Linked DNA regions of Mus musculus: region 2 is linked to region 1. The links are chromatin loops, found by intact Hi-C in ENCODE. Cell type or tissue: left cerebral cortex. All regions are shown on one strand. Each heading gives the region's core, and the rest is flanking DNA. Links, peaks and the distances in the headings are about the cores only. Region 1 overlaps Clmp (CXADR-like membrane protein). Region 2 has its middle 50 kb from the start of Gm39319.

The links. Hi-C counts contacts between places; a loop is a spot of excess contacts. Peaks named below come from ENCODE experiments on the same cell type or tissue, not always from the same donor. Only the 100,000 strongest peaks of a DNase experiment are listed, where the experiment ranks them.
Region 2: a loop joins it to region 1, with 4 times the contacts of the local background. A loop is called at or near these places in 19 of 42 quality-filtered maps.

What each region holds. Positions count from the first base shown.
Region 1 is chr9:40,744,866-40,756,550 of GRCm38, reverse strand. The region is part of intron 1 of Clmp (CXADR-like membrane protein); the gene reads right to left. Among named protein-coding and RNA genes, the nearest start is that of Hspa8, 51 kb to the left of the region's middle. In left cerebral cortex, for the core only: CTCF peaks have their summits at 4,601, 6,102 (motif pointing right) and 6,975; DNase peaks (open chromatin) are centred at 6,113, 9,137 and 9,535.
Region 2 is chr9:40,610,723-40,622,407 of GRCm38, reverse strand. No RefSeq gene overlaps it. Among named protein-coding and RNA genes, the nearest start is that of Gm39319, 50 kb to the left of the region's middle. In left cerebral cortex, for the core only: CTCF peaks have their summits at 4,090 (motif pointing right) and 5,841 (motif pointing left); DNase peaks (open chromatin) are centred at 6,319, 8,138, 9,179, 9,415 and 3 more places; H3K4me3 peaks cover 927 bases; H3K27ac peaks cover 1,528 bases.

The DNA.
Region 1 (11,685 bases), core at 1,734-9,733:
ACAGTACAGTGCCCTCTAGTGGGCGACACAGATGTAGCCTCCCTTTCTTCCATTGAGTGAGAACATTTTTCAATGGTTAGGGGACATTTAGTATTCACTAACCTTGAGTGGGAGGAGTTTCCCCATATTTTGCTTTACCCAGAATGCTCCAGTAAGCCTCAGGAGAATGGATGCATCGGATATACGTAAGAAAGTAAGGTATTAGAAAGTAAAGTCATTCGGATATTTGCAAGCCTGAAGCAGGGAAAAAGCTGTGAATACTGTGACTTCAAAGTTAGCCTGGGCTACACTGACTTATCCTGTCTAAAAGCAAAACACAGAGAATGAACAAAAACAAAGGGAAAAGCCGTATTTCATTGTATAGATCAAGAATTAAGACACGGGCTGGTGAGATGGCTCTGAGTTCAAATCCCAACAACCACATGGTCGCTCACAACTATCTGTAATGGGGTCAGGTCCCCTCTTCTGGCTTGCAGGCATACATGTATACATAATAAATAAATCTTTAAAAAAATTAAGACACACAGTGACTCAAGCCAAGTTGTAGAGTCCTGTGGGGTGTGGGGGTGTATGTGTATGCATGAGTGAGGCATTCACACTTTCTGGAACACTGTATACATTTCATGAGGCACCATGGACCCGGATTTAGACAGTCTCCTGACCTCTCTCAGCCTTTTCTTCTCTGCTTGTTTTTGTTTTTTGTTTGTTTATTTGTAGACAGGGTTTCTCTGTGAAGTTCTGCCTGTCCTGGAACTTGCTTTGAAGACCAAGGATCTCGGACTCTGAGATCCGCCTGTCTCTGCCTCCTGAGTGCTGGGATTAAAGACATGCACCACTACCCCCACTCCCAACACGCCTTTTCTTCTCTGTAAAACGAAGAAAGGTTGTTGGAAGGATTGTACATGGCCTGGGTAAAAGATCTAACAAGGCACCCACTCAACAAACGGTGGTTATTATTAACGACAGTCACACTGTGTTGTAAAAGACAAAGAGAAACAGGCACAAGGAGGCAAACCAGGATTGTGAGGTGTTCTGGGGAGTCAGGCATGCTGTGGCTGCAGATTGGAGGGAAGGGAGAACACACCAGGTGGAGGGAGCATCTGGAGCTGGGGGAGCACCTGGAGCTGGGGGAGCATCTGGAGCTGGGGGAGCACCTGGAGCTGGGGGAGCATCTGGAGCTGGGGGAACACCTGGAGCTGGGGGAGCACCTGGAGCTGGGGGAGCACCTGGAGCTGGGGGAGCATCTGGAGCTGGGGGAGCACCTGGAGCTGGGGGAGCACCTGGAGCTGAGGGAGAACGTGGCCTCTCTTGCCAGCTTCACTGACAGCTAGTGAGGTTCCTTTTCTACCCAGCATATGTTTCCTTCTAAGCCTTGGACCCAGCCCATTCCGGGATCTCCATATGAAGGTCTTCAGAGGAGAGAAAAAAACTACATAGGCTATGTGTTGCTAACCACCAGACCAGACCTATTTCAGCGACTTCTTTAATGCAAACATATTTGGTATTTAGACAAAGCCAAAAGCTAAAGGAATGAGGCCAGCGGAATTTCAAACATCTGGAAACTGGGATGGTGTCCCCCTGAGAGGACATTTGTTCCAGGAGTCTCTGAAATAGTGGGGTGGCCACAAGGACTAGGCTTTAGTCAGGAGATGGGTCGCAGGGATTTAGCTCCACACCCTAGGCTGGGTTTTAAGTAAACGATAGGAAGAAGAAAAGAAAGGAGGGGTTGGGGATAAGGAGAAGGTGACAGGAAGATGGTGAAGGGGACAAAAAGAGGAAAGGAGGAGAGGGAGAGGGGAATAATAGAATATGAGTAATGAGAGCCCAGTATTGACGGAAACAATAATGGGGATAGGTTTTTGTTATTGTTGTTGTTGTTTTGTTTTGTTTTTTGTTTTTGGTTTTGGTTTTTCAAGACAAGGTTTCTCTGTGTAGCCCTGGCTGTCCTGGAACTCACTTTGTAGAGCAGGCTGGCCTCGGACTCAGAAATCCGCCTGCCTCTGCCTCCCAAGTGCTGGGATTAAGGGCGTGCGCCACCACACCTGGCTTTGGGGATAGGTTTTTCCTCTGTGATTTGTTACTGTAGGGCTGAGGCTCAAAGCCCTGGGCCTTGTACATGTTGGGCAAATACTTAACCACGGAACTACATCCCTAGCCCTAAGTATTAGGATTTAGGTAAAATATTAGGTCTTAGGTGGAATGTTATGGCCTAGATAAAATGTTAAGGCCTGGGTAACTGTTACCTGGCTAGCCTGCCTTTATAAGGAAATTTTCTCATATGTTTCTGCTGTTACTAAGAAACCCTCTAATGCCAAGATTGAGTACATATTCTGTTACGTTCTGAGCCCTTGGAAACCGATCCTGATAGAAGACAGTAGAACTGTTTTGTATCGTTACCTGTAATAAGCTTGGACCTGAACCAACTCCCCAACAGCTCTTCCTGCAGCTGTGTATAAGCTTTTATGATATAAGCTGCCCCTAGGATGGACCCCAATATAAGAGAGACACCTGCACTAATTTAAGAAATTATTTGGAGTAAGATTTTCATTTTGAGTAGTGGTCGAGTAAAGTTTAAATTCTCAAGACTTCCCTGGGAACTGACATCCTACTTGGCAGAAAGAGACATGTATGTGGGTAACTGCCATCCTGGTTGGCAAGTTAATTACATGAATGTTAGACAAGTCCCATCCTGGTAGACAAGTTAAAATATGAATGTTAGACAAGGCAAGCCCCGCCCTTGATTCATGTCAAGTTAGGACATGAATATTAGACAAGGCAAGTCCCCTGCCACAGTTCAATACCCAACCAATGGAAACAGGATAAACATACAACTAAGACAAGTTCCTTAGGAAATCCCCTATCCCTAAATCCTGATTGGTGAAATAACTTGGCATAGATATTTGTGGATTTGGGGCTTAAAAAACCCTATAGAATCCTAACTCAGTGTCATGGTTCAATTCCCGAATTTGGGGTGTATGCCCAGTAAACTATCCCTTTCTGACTGTCACTGTATGGTTTGTGAGGTGATTCCTGCACCCCAGCACTTAAGTTTTCAGATGAAACAAAGGCTGATCAAAGCCAAAGCTCATGTCAGGTGTGGCAGTGGCCACCTTTAATCCCAGCATTGGAGGCAGAGACAGGTGGATCTCTGAGTTTGAAGGTAGCCTTGCCTATACAATGAATTCCAGGTCAATTAAGGCTACACAGTGAATGTATGTCTCAAAAAGGGAGGAAAGAAAGAAGGGATGAGGACTCACCCTTTCCCCGCTCTGTGACAGGCTGGCTATTATGTGATTTAATGTGGCTGCCCACATTAAGAACTTCCAGTGTTCTCTTTACTTACCAAGTGCAGATGGCACTAGGAATACAAAGACGTGGGCCTCATGTCCCCTATGGCCCTCAGACAGCTGATGGTTAATGATACCTTCAATTTTTTTTTTTTTTTTGGTTTTTCGAGACAGGATTTCTCTGTATAGCTCTGGCTGTCCTGGAACTCACTTTGTAGACCAGGCTGGCCTTGAACTCAGAAATCTGCCTGCCTCTGCCTCCTGAGTGCTGGGATTAAAGGCATGCGCCACCACGCCTGGCTACCTTCAATTACTTTAACAGTTAACTAACTCAGCTCCTTCCAAAGCCTCGTCCCAAGTGAGGCCAGTGACTACAGAGTGAACTGATGCTATCCGTTCTGTTTAGCAAAAACTGAAGCCATGTGGTTTATAGGAAGCACCATGGAGATAGCTCCCGTCTGGTCACCCTCCCCGCACCCCAGTACAGTGGGAAACAGATCATTTCTATTAACTATGTATGCACCAAGCTAGGTAGACAAGTTAATCTCATTGGGCACTCTGGAGGTAGATACATAATTGTCTTGCCAGCTGGGAGTCTGAGCCAAACAGAAAGAGAACTTTGATAGAGATATGTTGGGAGTTACATCCAGACACAAGTACAGGGTCGGAACCTGGAATCAAATAAGAGTTTAATGGACCACTGGTTGATATGACTGTGAATTTAAGCGCAAGGCTGCACTCCTGGCAGTATGATGTTGCAGACACAGGAGTGACAGCCCACTGCATTTTATAGGAGCCAAGCCGTTACATTAAGCACAGCTATGTGCAGTGCTAGGCATTAAAAGCTGGATGAGGCTTTGATGGAAAAAACAATAGAAATTTGCTGTCAGAGGATTGTAAGCAGGAAGTGATGAAGTTGGAGAGTCATGTCTAAAGTACAGTTAGCACAATTATAGGTGAAAGTCAGCAGGACAGAATACTACAGGGCAGTCTAACATCTGTCTTCCCAAATATTTAAAAGATGGCAAAAGAGCCAGGCTTGGAGGCCCAGGCCTGTAATCCCAGTGACAAGGGGAGCTGAAGTAGGAAGCTCACACTGTCAAGGTTTGCTTGGACTAATAGTGTGACCACAAGACCAGCAAGTTACTGGGCAATTCAGTGAAATTCCATGTCAAAATAAAGAGTGAAAAGATGGCTGAGGCTAGACCTCAGTTGTAGGTCCCTTGGACAGCATGCATAATCCTTCAACCCAGAGGGGAAAACATTTACAAAATGACAATGAACAGGACTTCTTGTGTGGGAAGGCAGGGGGCAGCACCGGATGTGTCTGAAGGGCTCCTCATGGCTTTTGTGTCAATCAGTGTGTGACTTGCTGACCTGTCTGTAGCTCACCTTACATCCTGGCTCCAGATCAGAGAGAGAGAGATGAGTGACTTTGGTGAAAAGCCTGCAACCTCAGCTGAGTGAACATCCCCGCCCCCCACTTTACGGTGCTGCCAGCCCATGACCAGAGTTAAATGAGACTCTTGTGAGTTCTTAGCCTCCAAACTTATTGCGGCGTCAGGGTTCATGGATGTCCACGAGCAAAGCAGCTAAATGAACCTTATAAGTTCAATGGCACATTATCCGATGCTACATTTCACCGGCACCTCCTCTGGACCAGTACCTATGGGTACCAATTTTTTTTTTAACCATACTCAACATGATTTTCTATGTCTATGTGTGCAAGGGGGAGGGGTATGTGTACCTGTGGTATTCATGGGTTTGAGTGGATGTGGAAGTGGAAAATCAACCCTTTTTCTTTTTCCCCCAGTGTCTCTCACTGGCCCGGAACTCACCCAGTAGGCTAGATTGGCAGTTTAATAACCCTGAGGTACCTGCCTGTTTCTACCTCTCCAGCCCTGGAATTACAAGAGTGTGTATGCCATTGTACCCAGCTTTGTTGGTTTGTGTTTTTCATGACTGCTAGGGACTGAACTCAGATCCTCACATTTGAATGGCAAGCACTTTATCCACTGAGCCATCTCTTCGGCCCCATCATGATCTTTTAAAATAAAAACTTGATGTGCCATTTATATTTGTGAATTCTTCATATGGGAAAAAGGGCTTCTTTAGATTAAAAAAAAAAAAAAAACCAAAAAAACCAGTCACCTCATTGGCCAGTTGGGGATTGTTCTTTGGGGCAGGATTATAGCCCTATGGCCTAAGTGATTCAACCATAAAATGATACATTGGGAGATCTCCAGCATCTTCCCGTATGTATCACAGATAACGGAATGAATCATGTGGTTCCCTTTTAAGAGACATTAACAATATCTGGGGCTCATTTGTCGGTGTTGCGGGGCTTTTGTTTTGCAGTGCTGGGGAACGAACCCAGGGCCTGGCACATGCTGAGCAAGCACTGTGCCACTGAGCTACACCCAGAGTCTGCAGGTAATATGTTGATAGACTTGTTAGCAGTGCTGCCTGACAGCAGAACGAGCTGCGGAATTCAGGAAAGTTCTCATCCACCTAGGGTTAGTCAGAGGCTGCAAAGGGGAGCCTCCTACGTTAACATTAAACTGAATGTTCAAAGCATTTGCCATTATGAAGAATATATACTCAGCAAATTTATGCCATGAAGAGTATAAAGTACAGAAAAACACGTACTCTTGCATGCTGGTGTGTTTCGTCACCATTCTGAGCTCTTACGGTTTACACTAAGGGTCTAGTTTTGTTTCCTTGTGTCCTTCACTTTCCCAGTGTTCTTGGAAAGACTGGAAAGGAACTTATCTATAGGGTTACAGTGCTCCTTTCTGCTCTGTAGATGTTTTAATCCACAAGGGGGCAGAATTCACTCAGGGAGAATTAACAAATAGCCAACCTTGGTTTCTCCTAACAAAGCTCATAACTGACAAAGAATTATAGACTCTCCTGGGCTTAGGCTTGATCAGCACTTTGCTGCATGTGGTGTCTTGTGTTAAAACTGCACACACTTAATTCCCAAGGGCCCATGCAACAAATGAAAACCTTAGGAAATAGCAGGGCTTTCAGAGGAAATTTATCCAGGAAATGGGAATTAGCAGTGTTTTAATAACTTTAAAATAAAAAAAGAAATTGTGTTTTTGTGTGTTTTGTCTGTAAGTATGTATCACATGTATCTATCACATGCTCACTTGGAGGCCGTAGAAGAGGGTGCTGGGTCCCCTGGAACTAGAGTTAAGGCATTTGCAAGTCACAGTGTGGGTGCTGGGAACCAAAGCTATGTCCTCCGTACGAGCGAGCAGCCAGTGCTCGTAGACTGAGCTATATCCCCAGCCCCTGGTTTTAATGAATTTTAACATCTCAAGATTAATATTTCACTCTCTGTAACTAAAACAGATGTTTGCTTTGTTTGTCTAAGACCAAAAATATTTATTTTAATTGCAGAATATATTATAAGAAAAAAACAAAACAAAACAAGTTACTCAGTAGATGTGACATAAAAACAAAAAGGGAAAAGACTAAAACCTGTCCCAAGCCAGATGGATGGCAGTGGCACAAGCCAATCCCTGCATTGGGGACACAGAGGCAGAGACAGATCTCTGTGAGTTCAAGGACAGCCTGGTCTACAGAGTGAGTCCCAGGACAGTAAGGGCTACACAGAGAAACCCTGTGTCTCAACACCAAACAAACAACAACAATAAAACCCACAACTTGTGCCAGAGCCACATGCATGTAGTGCCTACATTTGGAAGGTAGGGGTAAGAGGATTGCTTAGAGTAAAGGTAAACTTTTCCAACCAAACCAAACCAACCAACTAACCAACCAACCAACCAACCAACAAAAGACCAAAGCATTGGCTGGAGAACTGGCTTATCAGTTAAGAACAGTTGCTGCTCAGTTATGACAATCAACATTTGGGTCCCAGCATCCACATCAGGTGCTCACCAGCACCTATAACTTCAGCTTCAAGAGAACTCTTCTGATCTTCCCAAGCACACACACACACACACACACACACACACACACACACACACATTAAATATAATTAAAAGCCAAAGAACAAAGCACAACAGAAATCTGCCCTGATGCTGAGAGGTCAGTTAAAGGCCCCAGGCACTTTCAGCCTTGAAGTTTAGATTCTGTTCTAGGCCAAGAATCTACCCTATCTATAAAATCATGGAAGATGATGGTTATTTGGATTCTAGAACCTTAAACAAGAGCAGGCGTGTGGAAGGTCATCTAAGTCACTGTCATGGATTCAGGCCATGAATCAAGGTAGTCTGCCAAGACGTGTCAGACATACTCTGATTATAGCTGAGAATATGAATCACAGGGAGACAGTCCTGAGATCGTGACAGTGGTGTGGAACACCACCTTTTTATTATTGTATATCACACACTCGGGGATACCGACCGATACCACATTTCCTTAGACAAATACCAAATCCCCTGTTTCTGTGAGTGCCACAAAGCAGCAAGGACTCTGACAACATAGCTGCCATCCAAAGCGGAGTGACAGGAGCACATCATTGTTCACAAATCGAAGTGGCACTCTTGTTGTGTTAGGCACTGTCAAGGGTGGAGGATTCCCTTTTGTCTATGAAAAGACCACAGCCTGACAGAGAAACACACAGACACCAAATCACACACACTGTGCAATGACCATATTTGAGGGCCGGTAGTTCTCTAAGAACTCAGAGGGGGAACATCAAAAACAGGGTTGGGTCTACTTTGGCCTTTGAATTGGTTGACATTCTAGCAGCTGTAAATGACAAGGGATGGCATGCTGTAAGCTGTGATTAACAGTCAGACCGCTTGGTATACCTAAGTCACCAAGCCGACCGTAGCACAGGCACATGAGACCCTTCATCCTGACATGTTGTCAGAGTGTGGCAGTGGGGAGGAGGAAGATGACTGGCACGCATGCTTCGCCACTGCAGACTGGAAGCTGGCCGGCTATCTAGGAATTAGCTTTTTTGTTGTTTGTTTGGCCTCGCACTCAGGCATTCTTTCTGCCTTAGCCTTTCAAGGGCTGGGGTTTCTAGTGTGTGGCACCACACACTAGAGGTTTTATCCTCATTTCTCAAAAAATAACGACCAAAGGAAGGGTATCACCCTGCCCATAAAGACCAGGCCACTCAGAAACACAGCAACGCTTGAGATTTTCCTTCATCCTGTGTGTGTGTGTGTGTGTGTGTATGTGTGTGTATTCCGGCTCACATATGCAGGAACACATACATGCACATCCCTGTCCTCTGTGTGCATGCCTATGTCAACCCACAGACCAGGGAGGCTTTGCCTTTGACTATGAATGACACTTACAGAGATCCAGATCTTACCCTGGCTTATTTCCTCAGCATATCTATTTACAGCCTCGGTCTCATTCCAAATGTTAAGGCACTTTCATATCTAAATCTTTTATTACTGTCGGAGGAGATCTGAACAGAAGCGGGAATTCAAAAAAAAACACTTACTGGGAGTGACAGTGGATATAGTTAGGGACCCATGACAATGAGGGACTGAAGGGATGTCAATGGCTGAAATCCACATCCATATGAAAGCTTCGATTGAGTGTCTGAGTGTCTGTCTATCTTTCTTATTTTACCTTCTTATCAAAGCTGGTAAAACGGAAGGTGACTGCTTTGAACTTCACCCCTTCTCCTTCCTCAGTCACTTTCTTTCTTTTTTTTTTTTTCAGACCGTCTCAGCAGAGGAGGATTTGTAAGGGAAGTGGGTTCTGGAACTTTCCTTCTTCCAGTCACTCCTGTGACCCACACCCAAGTGACTCAAAGGACTGCATCATGCTGTCTGCTGTCTGCTGTCTTTACTCATGGTTTTCCTCACATGATCTAACTGTGAGTCCTGAGCTTGTCTTGCTAATTTGTCTTCTCAGTTCCATCCGAGCTAAAAACCAACATGGCCTGACCTCCCTTCCTGCACACCCGGGCATGGGGCAGAAGAGTATCGAAGGACAAGACGTCATCCGCACGAAAATCACCCGTGTGCTTTATCATCCACGATGAGTGTCCCCCAGTCCAGCTTCTGAGTAGCATCCCTTAAAAGGGTTTGAATGTAACCACACGGTAAGTAAACATTCAAACAGAACAAGAGGTGCACAGAAGAAATAATTATCCCCTCTTCACGCCCCGCCCTCCCTTCCCTTCTCCAGATGACTCACTGCACGTTCACATGCATTCTGTGTGCCACACGGATTTACGGTTTGGCTAGACACCGACTGTTAGGTTGGAAATGGAGTTTGCTCAAATTTCAGACAGATTGCTCCATTTAGAGTGGTTGATATTTAGTCCTGACTGTCAACTTGGCTGGATGGAGGTGTGCCCGAGAAAGGAGGAAAGCCAAACTTTAGGTATGTTTGCCAAGGCACTGTCAGAGAGATACTTCCTGTATGTGGGCGTGTGAGCGAGAGGTACCATCCCTACTGGCTGGAAAGAGGACCCTCCCTCCCCTACCTGTCCATCATGAGGTTAGACTGTGCCATATGCTTCTCCTGCCTTGATGTTCAGATGCCCTGGAACGAGCAGTTTTTAGGCTTTTATTATCATCTTGGGGATTTTTCTCTTTTCCTCTCTCTCTCTCTCCCCCTCTCCCTCTCATTTGTTGTCATGCCATTTAACATGAAGACGGTTCATATATCAGGGAATATTATTGTGCTATTTAAAAGCAGTTGCACACAACTCCTCTGTGCAGTTCTCCCTTAGATGTCGGGCCTCCTTGGATCTATTCTCTGCTTTCCATGTCTGCTCACTCCTGTCGTTCCACTGAGCCGTTCCAAGGGTTTTCCTGAGGGCTCTCTGGGGAAGCATTAAAAGAAAGCTGTTAAAACTGGCCATTTAGCTTTCAGATCTGTTCTTTCCCGGTTCTGTAACCTTTAGTACTTTCCTTTTCATTGTTGTATCTTAGTTTTTTTCTCTCACCACATGATATGGGAGATAACCATACAGAATCCATGACATTAAGAATTAAAGCTGAGCGTGATGGTTCACACCTTTAATCTTAGCACGCGGATCTCTGTGAGTGTGACACCAGCTCCCCGCCCCACCAAAAAAGTATAAGAATTCAGAGAGTCTAAATATACTTCTATGCATTGGTGCTTTGCCTGCATGTGTGTCTGTGTGAGGGCGCTAGATCCTCTGGAACTGGAGTTACAGTTGTGAGCTGCCATGTGGGTGCTAAGAATTGAACCTGAGTCCTCTGGAAGGCCAGCCACTTAACCACTGAGCCATCTCTCCAGTTCCTTAAACACACTTCCGATACATAATAAATGTCCATTAAATATTGCTACTACTGTTATTATCTGTTCCTCTTAAATAACATCCCATTCTTTAAGGATTCATCCTATTTATGGTTCTGGGATATTAACCAGTGTTCCTTGCATCTCTCTCTCTCCCTCCCTCCCTCCCTCCCTCTCTCTCTCTGTGTGTGTTTTTCTCTTCACTTAGATGTCTTAGAGAGAGAGATAGAGAGAGAACACAAAAACAAGTTTGATGGTGCTGTGAATGGATAGGAATGGGAATTGATCCATGCTGGGTTTCTCTGTAGACTTTTTCATTGCAGAATTTCTAAGTGGTGCTGTCTGTAACCCAGTGTCTCATGAAGCATAGGCTAGACTTGAATTGGTTAGATGGCTGAGGTTGGCCTTGAACTCCCTGTCCTCCTGCTTCTGCTCTCAAGTGCTGAGATTACTGGTTTGTGACTCTCTACCCAGCATTGCCCAGAGGTCAGCTGTCTGTTGGCAGGAGGTGGGTGAGGAATGTCTGAACCATGACTACATAGAGCAACCCCAGAGAAAAGAGCTACAGACTCTGGCTTTGCTTCCAGGTTGGCTTGCTTTGTCTTGTACCTGATGCCACTGAGTCTAAGTTCCTAAACTTCCCCACTGGGATAACAGAGGATTTGGGACATCTACATGGAAGTGTAGAAACAGAAACTTAGATATCTAACTACCTGCCATGGTTTGAATATGCTTGGCCCAGGGAATGGCATTATTAGAAGGTGTGGCCTTGTCGCAGTAGGTGTGACCTTGTTGGAATAGGTGTGCCACTGTGGGTGTGGGCTTTAAGACTCTGCCTGGATGCTGCCATGTTCCTACCTTGATGATAATGGACTGAACTTCTGAACCTGTAAGCCAGTCCCAATTAAATGTTGTCCTTATAAGATTTGCCTTGGTCATGATGTCTTTTCACAGCAGTAAAACCCTAACTAAGACACTACCCCTCCCCTCCCCTTTTAGAAGCAAGGTCTCATGTGACCCAGGCTGGCTTTAGACTTCCGATCCTTCTATCATTATCTCCCAAACCCTGGGATTATGGACATGTAGTACCACACTCTGTGTACTATCCTTTAAAAGCAGGTCCCCTAGCCCCAGCTGTGAGCCCAGGCCTCAGCTCCACTGTCTGCTGTACTCAGGTAGACTC
Region 2 (11,685 bases), core at 2,060-10,059, 130 kb after region 1:
GCATCTAGATTTATTCTCCGATGGTGTCTTAGTCAGGGTTTCTATTGCTGCAGTGAGACACCATGACCAAGAAGCAAGTTGGGGAGGAAAGGGTTTATTCAGCTCACATTTCCACATTGCTGTTCATCACCAAAGGAAATCAGGACAGGAACTCACTCAGGGCAGGTACTTGGAGGTAGAAGCTGATGCAGAGGCCATGGAGGGTGCTGCTTACTGGATTGCTGCCCCTGGCTTGCTCTGCTTGCTTTCTTATAGAACCCAGGCCAACCAGCCCAGGGGTGGCACCACCTACAATGGGCCCTCTCCAACACCCCTTGATCACTAATTGAGAAAATGTCTGATCTCATGGAGGCATTTCTTCAAATGAGGATTTTTCTCTGTGATAACTCCAGCTTGTGTCAAGTTGACACACAAAAACCAGCCAGTACACGTGGTCTCAGGATAAAGTCCTAGGAGTTAAGACAATCTTCCCAATGGAGACAGGGATAAGGGGAGATATATCAGTAACCCTTCTGTTACCAGAACAGACACCTGCCATGATATATAAAGACAAAAGGGTTGTTTTGCTTCTAGATTTAGGAATTCTAGCCTGGGTAGTTGACCCCACTGCATTTAGGCCTGGAGTGGGTATGTACGCAGGAGTGAAACTACTTACTTTATAGACAGCACCAAAGAAGAGAGACAGAAGATGCTGGAGGTCACACAATCTCCTTCAAAGACACACCCTCACTCACCCCAAAATGAGTGAGGCCACATATTTTGTTTGTTGATTGATGCTTTTATTCTGGCCAGCTCTCATATGATTGGCCTCGAAGTATCTGTTTCTGCCTCCATAGTGATGGGACTTAAAGGCACCCCACAAGTAGGCTTAGCTGCTGCTGCTTCTTCTTCTTCTTCTTCTTCTTCTTCTTCTTCTTCTTCTTCTTCTTCTTCTTCTTCTTCTTCTTCTTCTTCTTCTTCTTCTCCTTCTCCTTCTCCTTCTCCTTCTCCTTCTCCTTCTCCTTCTCCTTCTCCTTCTCCTTCTCCTTCTCCTTCTCCTTCTCCTTCTCCTTCTCCTTCTCCTTCTCCTTCTCTTCTCTTCTTCTCCTTCTCCTTCTCCTTCTCCTTCTCCTTCTCCTTCTCCTTCTCCTTCTCCTTCTCCTTCTCCTTCTCCTTCTCCTTCTCCTTCTCCTTCTCCTTCTCCTTCTCCTTCTCCTTCTCCTTCTCCTTCTCCTTCTCCTTCTCCTTCTCCTTCTCCTTCTCCTTCTCCTTCTCCTTCTCCTTCTCCTTCTCCTTCTCCTTCTCCTTCTCCTTCTCCTTCTCCTTCTCCTTCTCCTTCTTCTTCTTCTTCTTCTTCTTCTTCTTCTTCTTCTTCTTCTTCTCCTTCTTCATGTGAGAACACTGTAGCTCTTTTCAGACACCCCAGAAGAGGGCATTGGATCCCATTACTGATGGTTGTGAGCCACCATGTGGTTCCTGGGAATTGAACTCAGAACCTCTGGAAGAGCAGTCAGTTGCTCTCAACCACTGAGCCATTCATTTCTCCAGCACCAGGCCTTACCTCGTAAAGGTTCACTAACTCCCAATAGCACCAAGTTGGAGACCAAGCGTTTAAGACATAACCAATACACACAAGATGAAAACATGGCATAAAGCAAAGGTTACAGACTTCTGAATGAGACAGGCTCCTTTCACTGTCACAAAATGAGAGAATCTTGTAAAACCCGTCACAGATGTGTACTTTATGAATTCATGTTTGGCAAGGAGACAGGGATATTGGTAGCTTTGCTTTGCTGAATACCTAAGGTTGCTGAGACCTCCTTCACCACAAGCTACCATTCCAGCCCCACCCCTACCCACACCCCAGGCTTCTGAAACACTTGTGTATATAGATAGAAGTTATGATCTCGGGCTTGCTTGGTTCTGAAACAAATTTCTTTGATCACTTTGTGATCTTTTCTTTTCTTTTCCTTTCTCTTCTTTTCTTTTTGTTTGTTTTTTGTTTTGTTTTGTTTTGTTTTGTTTTGAGACAGGGTTTCTCTGTATAGCCCTGGCTGTCCTGGAACCCACTTTGTAGACCAGGCTGGCCTCGAACTCAGAAATCCACCGCCTCTGCCTCTTGAGTGCTGGGATTAAAGGTGTGTGCCACCATGCCCGGCACTTTGTGACCTTTCAAATCTGACTTTTTAAAACTTAAAATATTAGTATGTAGCTCTTTATTTGTGTGTTAAAGTGTTTTGCCTGTACGTGCGTATGTGTATCATGCTCCTGCCTGATGCCTGAGGAGATCAGAAGAAGGCATGGGATCCTCTGGACTGGAGTTGCATATGGTTGTGAGCTGCCACATGGGTGCTGGGATTTGAATGTGGGTCCTCTGGAAGAGCAGCAAGTGTTCTTAACCATTGAGCTATTTCTTCAGCTCCAGGTCTAACTATATTAAATTCTCTCTGTGCTTAATAAAAACTAATGACCAACTTGTGTGTGTGTGTGTATGTGTGTGTAGATGCATTTAAAAATTAGAATAAGCCGGGCGCCGTGGCACACGCCTTTAATTCTAGCACTTGGGAGGCAGAGGCAGGCAGATTTCTGAGTTCGAGGCCAGCCTGGTCTACAAAGTGAGTTCCAGGACAGCCAGGGCTATACAGAGAAACCCTGTCTCAAAAACAAAACAAAACAAAACAAAAAACAAAAACGAAACAAAAACAGAAAAAAGAATAAAAGGTAAACTATTAGAAATGGTATATTGTATTTTCTTTTCTCTTTTCACTTAAAAAATGATTTTACTCTTATTTTATGAATGTTTGTATATCTTATGCACACCTGGTCTGTGGAGGTCAGAAGAAGGCATTAGATCCCTTGCAACTGAAGTTATAGATGGCTGTTAGCCACCGTGTGGGTGTTGGGAATTGAACTTAGGTCCTCTGAAAGAGCAACAAGTGCTCTTAACTGTTGAGCCATCTTTCTAGCTCTGGTGGATCTCTTCTAACGTTTCACATTAATGGCCTCAGCTAGTCCTAATTAAAATTCTATGAGGCATAGGAACAAAAGACCACATTGGTGATAGGGAGACTGAGGTTCTGGGGACCTTGAAGAACCAGCCTACCTCTGGCCTTAAAAGCCACCTTATCGTAAATACAAACGAGGTTCAAGCCTGTTTGTGATTACAATCAGAGGACTATCTCTTGGTGAATAAGCTTGGAGACATTGTGTGGGCTTTTCTATACACTCAGAGGACTATCTCTAGGCACACCTTGCAGTGAGGCAAATTCTGGGAAAAGAACACACTTACTTAACTCTTTACAACCGTGGTCATTTTGAGCTACCACAAATCTTACATTCTGACTGCCTGCGACTACCTTGTTATGACCACCAATTGTGATTACTTTGTTTTGACCACCGGTTATATTCTGCTCCTGTAACCCTTCCATGTTTCCTTCCCCATTTGGAAATGTCCTACCCTATAGCTATAAAAGCCCTACCTATCTTCACTTCAGCGCTGATCTCTCGAACCCACTTTAGGGGAAGGCAGCCTATGTACAGGAATAAAAAGCATACTTTAATGAACTGCTTGCTTTAATTAGTTTGGCAATGTTGATTTGGGTTGGTGGCTTTTCTCTTCTCATCGTTGGAAGAACTCTTCACAGCACCCTGACACCTTTGCTCGCACTGTCTCTTTGTCGTGTCTGTAGCAATCATGACGGCCAGCTTCATGTTAAAGGTGCAGGGATAAATCTCAGTGGGCAAGTGACTTGCCGGAGGCTAAGCATTTGTAAATACCTATTCAAGTAGGAATCCATTCTGTCGCTAATTACCTGGAGTTAGGACATAGCTCATAATTTAATGATTCTGTCCCCAGGAAGTTACTCTATGTAGTGTAGTGGATGTAGACTGGATGTGTAGTTCACTCACATTCTTTTTGACAAACTGACGTCAAATCAGAGTGAAGCCAGTTCCCAGAATTCCCTTCAGTTTTGATACAGTTGTCAGAATAACTCTCAGAACTCAAGGAAGTTTTGTACTTAGGATTTTTTTTTCTTTAAGATTTATTTATTATACATAAATACACTGTAGCTGTCTTCAGACACTCCAGAAGAGGGCATCAGATCCCATTATGAATGGTTTTGAGCCACCATGTAGTTGCTGGGATTTGAACTCAGGACCTTTGGAAGAACAGTCAGTGCTCTTAACCACTGAGCCATCTCTCCAGCCCCAGGTTTTTTTTTTCTAAAGGATACAAATTGGGACCAAGCAAAGGACATGATGCGGATTCTGAAAGCATCCCGTATGGTCCTTTCTCATGGTCCATTAGTCTTTGCATGGTTGGGTTTACTAACCCATAAGCTCAACAAGCTGCAGCATCCAGGCTTTTTACGGAGCGTTTGATATGCCGGCATAATTGGTACACTCAGTCTCTGGCTCCCCACCCTCTCTGTGCTCGGTCTCTTGGTCATAGTAGGCTTACGTGAGAACTAGCCACTACCCAGAGCCGGCTCATTACTACAAACTCAGGGGCTCCTAGAACTTGGGAAATCAAGGGTTTTACAAGCTTCCTCCCAGAAACCTGGAACAAAACCCAGACACATCCTTTTACGACAATAGCGGAGCCATGCAGCTTCTGTGTCTGCGGATTCCGGGCCAACTGCTTTCCTTTATGCCAAACTCCATCCTAGGCAAGCCTTCCCTCACCTGAATTTCTGACTATGAATTACTCAAGATTTATCCTGACCTCCTGGAGAGCTAGAGAGAGGTTTCCTGAATTTCAAAACCACATCCCGCCCTTCCGTTTCTGCCCACTTGAAACCAGACACAACCCACATTCCAGTCCGGTCCTCTGTCCCCGTCCGTCTGTACACCCATCACCCCCCCTCCCGCCCCCAGCCTCCTGCCCCCAGCCTCCCGCCCCCGGGGTGGAGGTAATGAAGCCACAGCAGGAAGAACGCTGGCAACTGAATGTGCAAATCTTGAGGAAAGTGAGCCACGTGGGCCAAGCCAGCTCAAGATGTAGACGTCTGCATTTATCCTTAAAATGTGTTTTAAATATTCCCCTCCCCATCCCATCTCCTCGGTAGCAGTAGCTATGTTCTGAGGCTTGCAAGGTGAAAAGGACGGGTGGATGTGAAGTGATTTCAAAGGAATAAAGTTCTCCGGCCGTAGTTTGTACAGGAGCCGTGCAGACATCCATTTTAATTATTGATGCGAAGCCCTGTCACTGGTGAGGAGGAAAGGGGCTTTCTTTTGTTGCACACGTTCTATGCACTGTGGTCCACACACCATTTAACCCTCACCATCCCGTGGATTGTGTTTCAGATCCTTCCCTAACAGCGGATCTGCAAGATTAAAGAATTAAGCCTGTATCTGGCTGCCTCCAGTTGCTGGTAATAGCCAGAAAATGTTGCTCATTATGCTTGTTTGCTCTGTGCTTTATTAAATATTATTTTATATGATTATGTAATTAAACTGTGATCCTCTGAAACCGGTCATTTTAAAAGCGGGGGAGGGGAGGGCAGCTGAACAAAGCTAATCAAAGAAATGCTTCATTTACATTAATCCTGCTGGGAGACTGTTCGGGTCATTTCTCTGAATACCCGGGTGACCTTGCTTAGCTTAGTGTAAACATTAGGCTGCTTCCCGTTATTAAACCTCTGCTAATTCAGGCTCCTGATGCAGAGCAAATGCGCTATTAATGATAAATGCAGCAATCACATAAAAGGCTCGCTATGGGATTATAAGAGCAGCCGGATTCAAGCTCCGGTTTCCAGTGTATCTCCGTATTACTGACCTAAGTTGATAAAGGAGAGGGTTTTAGGAGGATGGTTGCAGAGACCTGGCCTCTGAATTAGCTCTGTACTAGTGCCACCTAGTGGCCATGGTGGGCTCCAGCAGGTTCTTCATATTTCTAAGGGTTGGGCTCTGGGGCTCCGCCTTTCTTAGCTACCCAAACTGGTGTTTCTGTTCTGTTTTGTTTTTTGTTTTTTAAAACAAAGGCACTGGAGCTACTTGTGTGATAGAAGGTGTATGGCGCAGTCGTTTACTTCAAATTGATGCAAAAATTTAAGTACCTGAGATGGTGAGTTTGGAACCTTCGATCATTTTAGTATAGCTCAAGAATGCTGGCTCTCCTGCTCCTTTCCGACCCCTGATTCCTGAGGAACCCATCCGTACCCTTCTTCCACATCTTCCCACGACAGCGTCCTCAGTTGACACCACAGCCCAGAAGGAAAATGAGAAAGTCCAGTCGTTCCCCAGAACACTCACTCTGTCAATGGATTTTATTTTCTCTCTCCAGGTGTCTCTCAGCCACATGCCTGGCAGAGGCTGCTCAGAAATAATTCCTCAGCACTGCTCCTGAACGATGGGGGAACATCTGCAGTGTGCCGTGACTGACTAAGTGCAGAGAACACGCAGTTGGTTAGCTATACTTCCTCACTCAGAGAAAGACTAGAATGTGTGAGCAAGGAGACAGACTCCTCCTGCTACAATACACACCAAATGGGGTTGTCGTAACAGAGGGACAAGGGAGCCAGAGCAGGATCTGAAGTGGGGTTTGCCCTGGTTTTAACCCTGGATCTGTTACGTGTACAGTTGGAAAAATGATTGGTCACCGCAATTAGGAGTGAAAAGGGTGACACCGACTGTCAAGGCTCTGGTGTATCTTGGCATTACTGGGCTTGGTTGATAAAGGAGACTGATTTTTGGAAGGGAATGGCCATAGAAATCACCAGACCCTGAAAGACTACCGTTTTTGAATATTACTGAAAGACGTGCTCAGAGTGTATCCAAACCAAAGCACCTCCCAACAGTGATGTTCATGTTCAAGTCAGGAAACTAGAAAAAATGCCGATAACATGTATTTGTATATGTCTGTAGTATGTATGAATGGTGCGTGCACATGGTGTCTGGGTATGCATGCTCAAGCCTGTGCATTTGGGGCCAGAGCCGGACATAAGGGGTCTTCTTCTATAACTCTTGGCCTTATTGAGTTGAATCAGGGTCTGTCCCTGAACCTGAAGCTCACTATTTTGCTTAGTCTGGCTGGCCGGCCAGCTCTTACAATCTTTCTATCTTTGCCCCTTAATGCTAAGTTTACAAGCATGTGTTGCCTTGCCCAGGGTGCTGGGGATTTGAATTCAGGTCCTCATGTTTGCAGAGCAAGTGCTCTTACCTACTGGGCCATCTCCCCAGTCCAATAACAGCAATATTAACTGTATAAAGCTCCACATATATGCCGGCCAGAGTAGTATGTTTCCTCGCTCACTGTGATGATAAAATACCAACAAAGAAATTTAAAGCAGGGAGGGTATAACCCATCATGGTGGGGGAGTCCTGGTGATAGGGGTTCGAGGCCTGTTGCATCTGAAGCTTGGAAACAGCATGCTGAAGGCTGCAGCAGCTCGGCTCACTCTTTTCCTTTATCTGCAGCCTGGCGTCCTGGCCTGTGGAGTGGTGCCGCTCACACTGACGGTGGGCTTTCTACACCAATTAACCCATCTTGACACTCCCTGCCTGGGGTCCTGGCCTGTGGAGTGGTGCTGCCTACAGTTAGTTAGACTTTCTACATCAATTAACCCATCTTGACACTCCCTGATAGACACTCACAGAGGTTTGTCTCCTAGGTGGCTCTAACTAATCACATGTGTTTTCATTTTAGTTCAGCATCTGGTGATATAAGACTTCTTAATACACAGGAAATATGAGTCAATTTGGGTTTATATAAGCTGAGAGTAGTTACTCTTGCTATAAAACAAGAGTAATGTTATACACACTCCTCTCCTGATATTTATAAAAGTCGTATCAGTATCTTTACAGATACTGATTCTTATAATCTGGGGACCTATAGAAAGGCACGTCAATCAAACTTTACGCTTAACGCCTGGAGTGTGTGTGTCTGGATTTCCTGATCATGGTAAGCTACTTTTATGAGGCTCTGTGAATGAAAGAAAAACCCTAGCTAAACAGCTGCTGTCTTTCTTTGCCACATAAACCATTCTACGATGTGCCTTGTGATACTGAACCTGGGTCTCATTTCTCCTTTGTTACAGGGACACCAAAGGAGGACGGGAAGCCAAGAGGAGGGAGTTAAGAATCTTCGCATTCTTGTTGCCTGCTATTTCTGTCCCTGTTGATGCAACAGCAGTTCTTTAAGTAGCAGCAGCAGGTCATTTGGGTATCTCCCACACTCCCTGCACCAGCTGCCAGGTGCCTCTGCTGCAAGATGCACCTGCTGTGCATGCGCACACTGTAGTTCTCAGGAAGCTATGGCTCTGCCCTCTGCACACCCAGCCTCTTAAGGCTCAGGCCCCGTTTCCCTTTTGCTTCTGTATTTTTATGTGAGCAACCAGGCAAGACCACTCATTACATATTTGGAAGCGTTTTGCCCTTTGAAAGCAGGCAAGTGGTTTAAAAACTTTCAATACATTTATTTGTGACAATGTGTATGTGCAAGCTTGTGTGTGAGCGCATGTGTGTGTGTCACAGGATACACGTAGAGGCCAGAGGATGGATTACAGGAGTGGGTTTTTGCCTCCCACTGCGTGGGGCATGAGAACTGAGCTCAGGTCACTGGGCCTGGTGGTTAGGGTCTTTCTGCTGAGACATCCCGCTAGCCTGATAACTTCAAGTTCTGGTAGTTTCCTGTACATCTCTTGTTCCCGCTTTTCCACTAAATCTGAAAGCAGAATATCCTAAAGAAAAGCCTCAGACCTCCTCTACTATAGTGATGGGTGTGAGGAAGTATCCCTTTCCTTCTTTCTCTTGATTTTCTACCCAAATCCAAGAGGTCCCCAGAGAACTTTCTGGCCCTTTCCCTTAAAGGTGCTAAGGGAGGCTAGGACAGGAGTCTCCTTGCATCTCACCTTAGCTCTTCCTATTCTATACTGCCACTCTCCAGTGGGATTGTGAGGCAGAAGATTTGGCCCATCCCACTTAGGGAGGAACAGCTCTTGTTTACATCCATTCAGAGCAACCAAAGACAAAGACAAAACCAGGCATTTGGCAAGCCAAGCTGATCAAACATGATCCCTGCCCTAGAGCAGGCTTTATCTAGTAACGGCAAGTCATTGCACAAGTCTGAGCCCAAGCCTAAATACTTTTATCATGCAGTCAATCATTTGAGTCTAATGCCATCTGTGAAGGTCTGCGGAGGCTGCTTGAGAGGATATATAACAACTGAGAGGCACCCCAGACACATCAGCATGTGTTGGGTGGCGCAAAGTTGCCTGAGAACTTTTGTGTGTAGGACTGTACGGGGAGGTCCATAAAGCTAGGGCAGAAGGCTAGGCACACTGGGTAACTGAGGTAGAACCCAGAGACCATGGGAAGCTGGCAGGGATGAGGTCCATCTGCAGCAGAAACAGCTCATACCAGCAGTTGTGTGAGAGAGCTGGCAAAGATCTGAGACAGGAGAGTGGCTACAAGCTGGTGTAATACTAGCTGGTGGCTCCAAAGATGTGTAAGAGATTTTCTAGTGCTTTCTGAGCCAAACAGTGATTCAAAGCAGTGGGTGCAAATGAATAAAGCCTGTGGCCAAGTTTCTTCTTGGAATATCACATCCAGCAGAGGCACTGGGTTCTACCTGGGATGACTGTGTTGCAAGGAGAGCTGAAGTATCCGGGGGACCATAGGAAGGACCAATGGGCAGGCAGTAAGGATGTGTGTGTGTGTGTGTGTGTGTGTGTGTGTGTGTGTGTGTGTGTGTGTGTTTGTGTGTGTTTCACAGTTTGGAGTGTGCCACATGGCAGTGTCTGAGTGTCATTCCCTAGGCTACTGAGAACTGGTATTGATCTGGAAGGACATGATGCGAGGCCATGGGTCATGAAGTCTAATCCAGCAGCTGTGTGTAGGAGGCATCGGAGCAGGAAGGAGGTTGTGTCAGTTGTTTTCTTGTTGCTACGACAAACAGCTGCCAAGAAACATCTTAAGAAAGGAAGGACTTATTTTGGTTATAGTTTGAGTTCTTTAAGGCCAGGAAGCCGTCATGGCAGAAACATGAGAGAGGTGTCACACAGCAGACCTAAAGCCTCAAGGCCTTCCCACAGTGACTCATTTCCTCCAGTGAGGATCCTACTTCTTGAGGGTTCTGTGACCTTCTGAAATAACACTGAAGAGGTCAACTAACTAAAAACTGTTGGAAAATTCCACCAGGCACCCCTTCCCTCCTGGAATACGTAGGCCATAAGGGAGAGGTTGATTTAACCCCCCCCCCCCCACTACCTCATTCCCTAAAGACCAGTTTAAAGGAAGCACTGTTCTGCCAATCATATTGTGCCTAGTTGCTGATGCTCTATTCTGCCCCTGGAAACTGTATAAAAACTCGCACTAACGGCCACCAGGGGTTGCTGCCTCTCCTTCGGGTGCAGAACAACCCCAGCATGCTAAAACAATAAATTCCTCTTGCTTTTGCATTGATCCTAGGCCCTGCATGGTTCACTCAGAGGTTTTCCCAGTAGCTAAGGCTCGTCAGAGTCTTACAACACTACTTACTGGGTTCCAAGAGGTCAAACACTTGACCCCGTGGGAACATTTTCTATTCAAGGCACAGCAGGAGCCCCACAGTGAAGCCAGAGTATGGGGCAGCAAAACAAGGGACAGAACCAACACATTGATTGGCATTAAAATGTGTGGGGGTGGGCAACTGGACGATGTGCAGGGAGTGAGTGACTTTGGAGCACTCAACCCTAAATGGGATGTCTTTCCCAAGCTCCTCCCCCTAAAGCTCAGTCATCTAGGCAGGAGAGGAGGAGGAAAGATTATATAAGACCCAGAGGTGATGTGTGACTCCAAGGAAAGAGAGTCTTCCTGACACAACAGAACTCATTGAGCTGTGACAGCACACACAGGACCAGCACAGGTTCAAGTTAGGTGGGGTGTCAGCACCAGGAGTGGGAAGTGGGCACAGGGTTCTGCTGCTCACAAAGAAGCAACCTACAATGGATACCTACTGGCAAGGGAAAATCAGTTTTCACCAGTAGGGTAGGCTCCATGCTCAGGAGTAGCTGGCCAACAGAGAACCAAATCAGTGTTTTTTTTTTTTTTTTTTTTTTTTTTTTGTGGACTTTTGTTTAATTTTGCTTTGTTTGGGCCTTTTTGTTTTGTCTTTTGCTTGTTTGTTTTGAGTTTTTGGTTTTGTTTCTCTCTTGTTTTATTTGTTTATTTATTTATTTGAAAAAGAGAGACAGAACATAGAGTTGGGTGGGTAGGGAGATGGGAAGGAGCTGGGAGAAGCGGGCAGAGGAGAAACCATCATTAAAATATACTGTATGAAAAAAAAGTCTCAATTAAAATGAAGGAAAGCAGCCATGGGCATCACATTTGGAAGGAAGACTGGTGAAGTGGAGGCCAATGATGGGGCAGCGTTGGGGAATGAGAGTCCAAATTCCATAAGAATTTGTTAATTAAAGTGAGAAGGATGTCAAAATTGAAAAGGCAATAGAACGGGCAATTTTAGTGTTAGCAGTCAGTATCTGAATAATGTACCTTTGCGAGTCCTGTAACACAATAGGAGTCGGCCATGGTTCCAGGTGAGACACTGAAGCAGGTGGGGAAGGGAACAGAGGAGTGTGAGGTGGCTCACCCTGGCAGTGAGATGCCCACAGTGATTCTGAGTTCACCATAATCATAACCACAACAGCACTCCACTCACTGCATTTGCCTTTGAAAGGCTCCACTAGGCAAATTTCAGCGAGTAACCAAGGACATTAGCCTACAGAT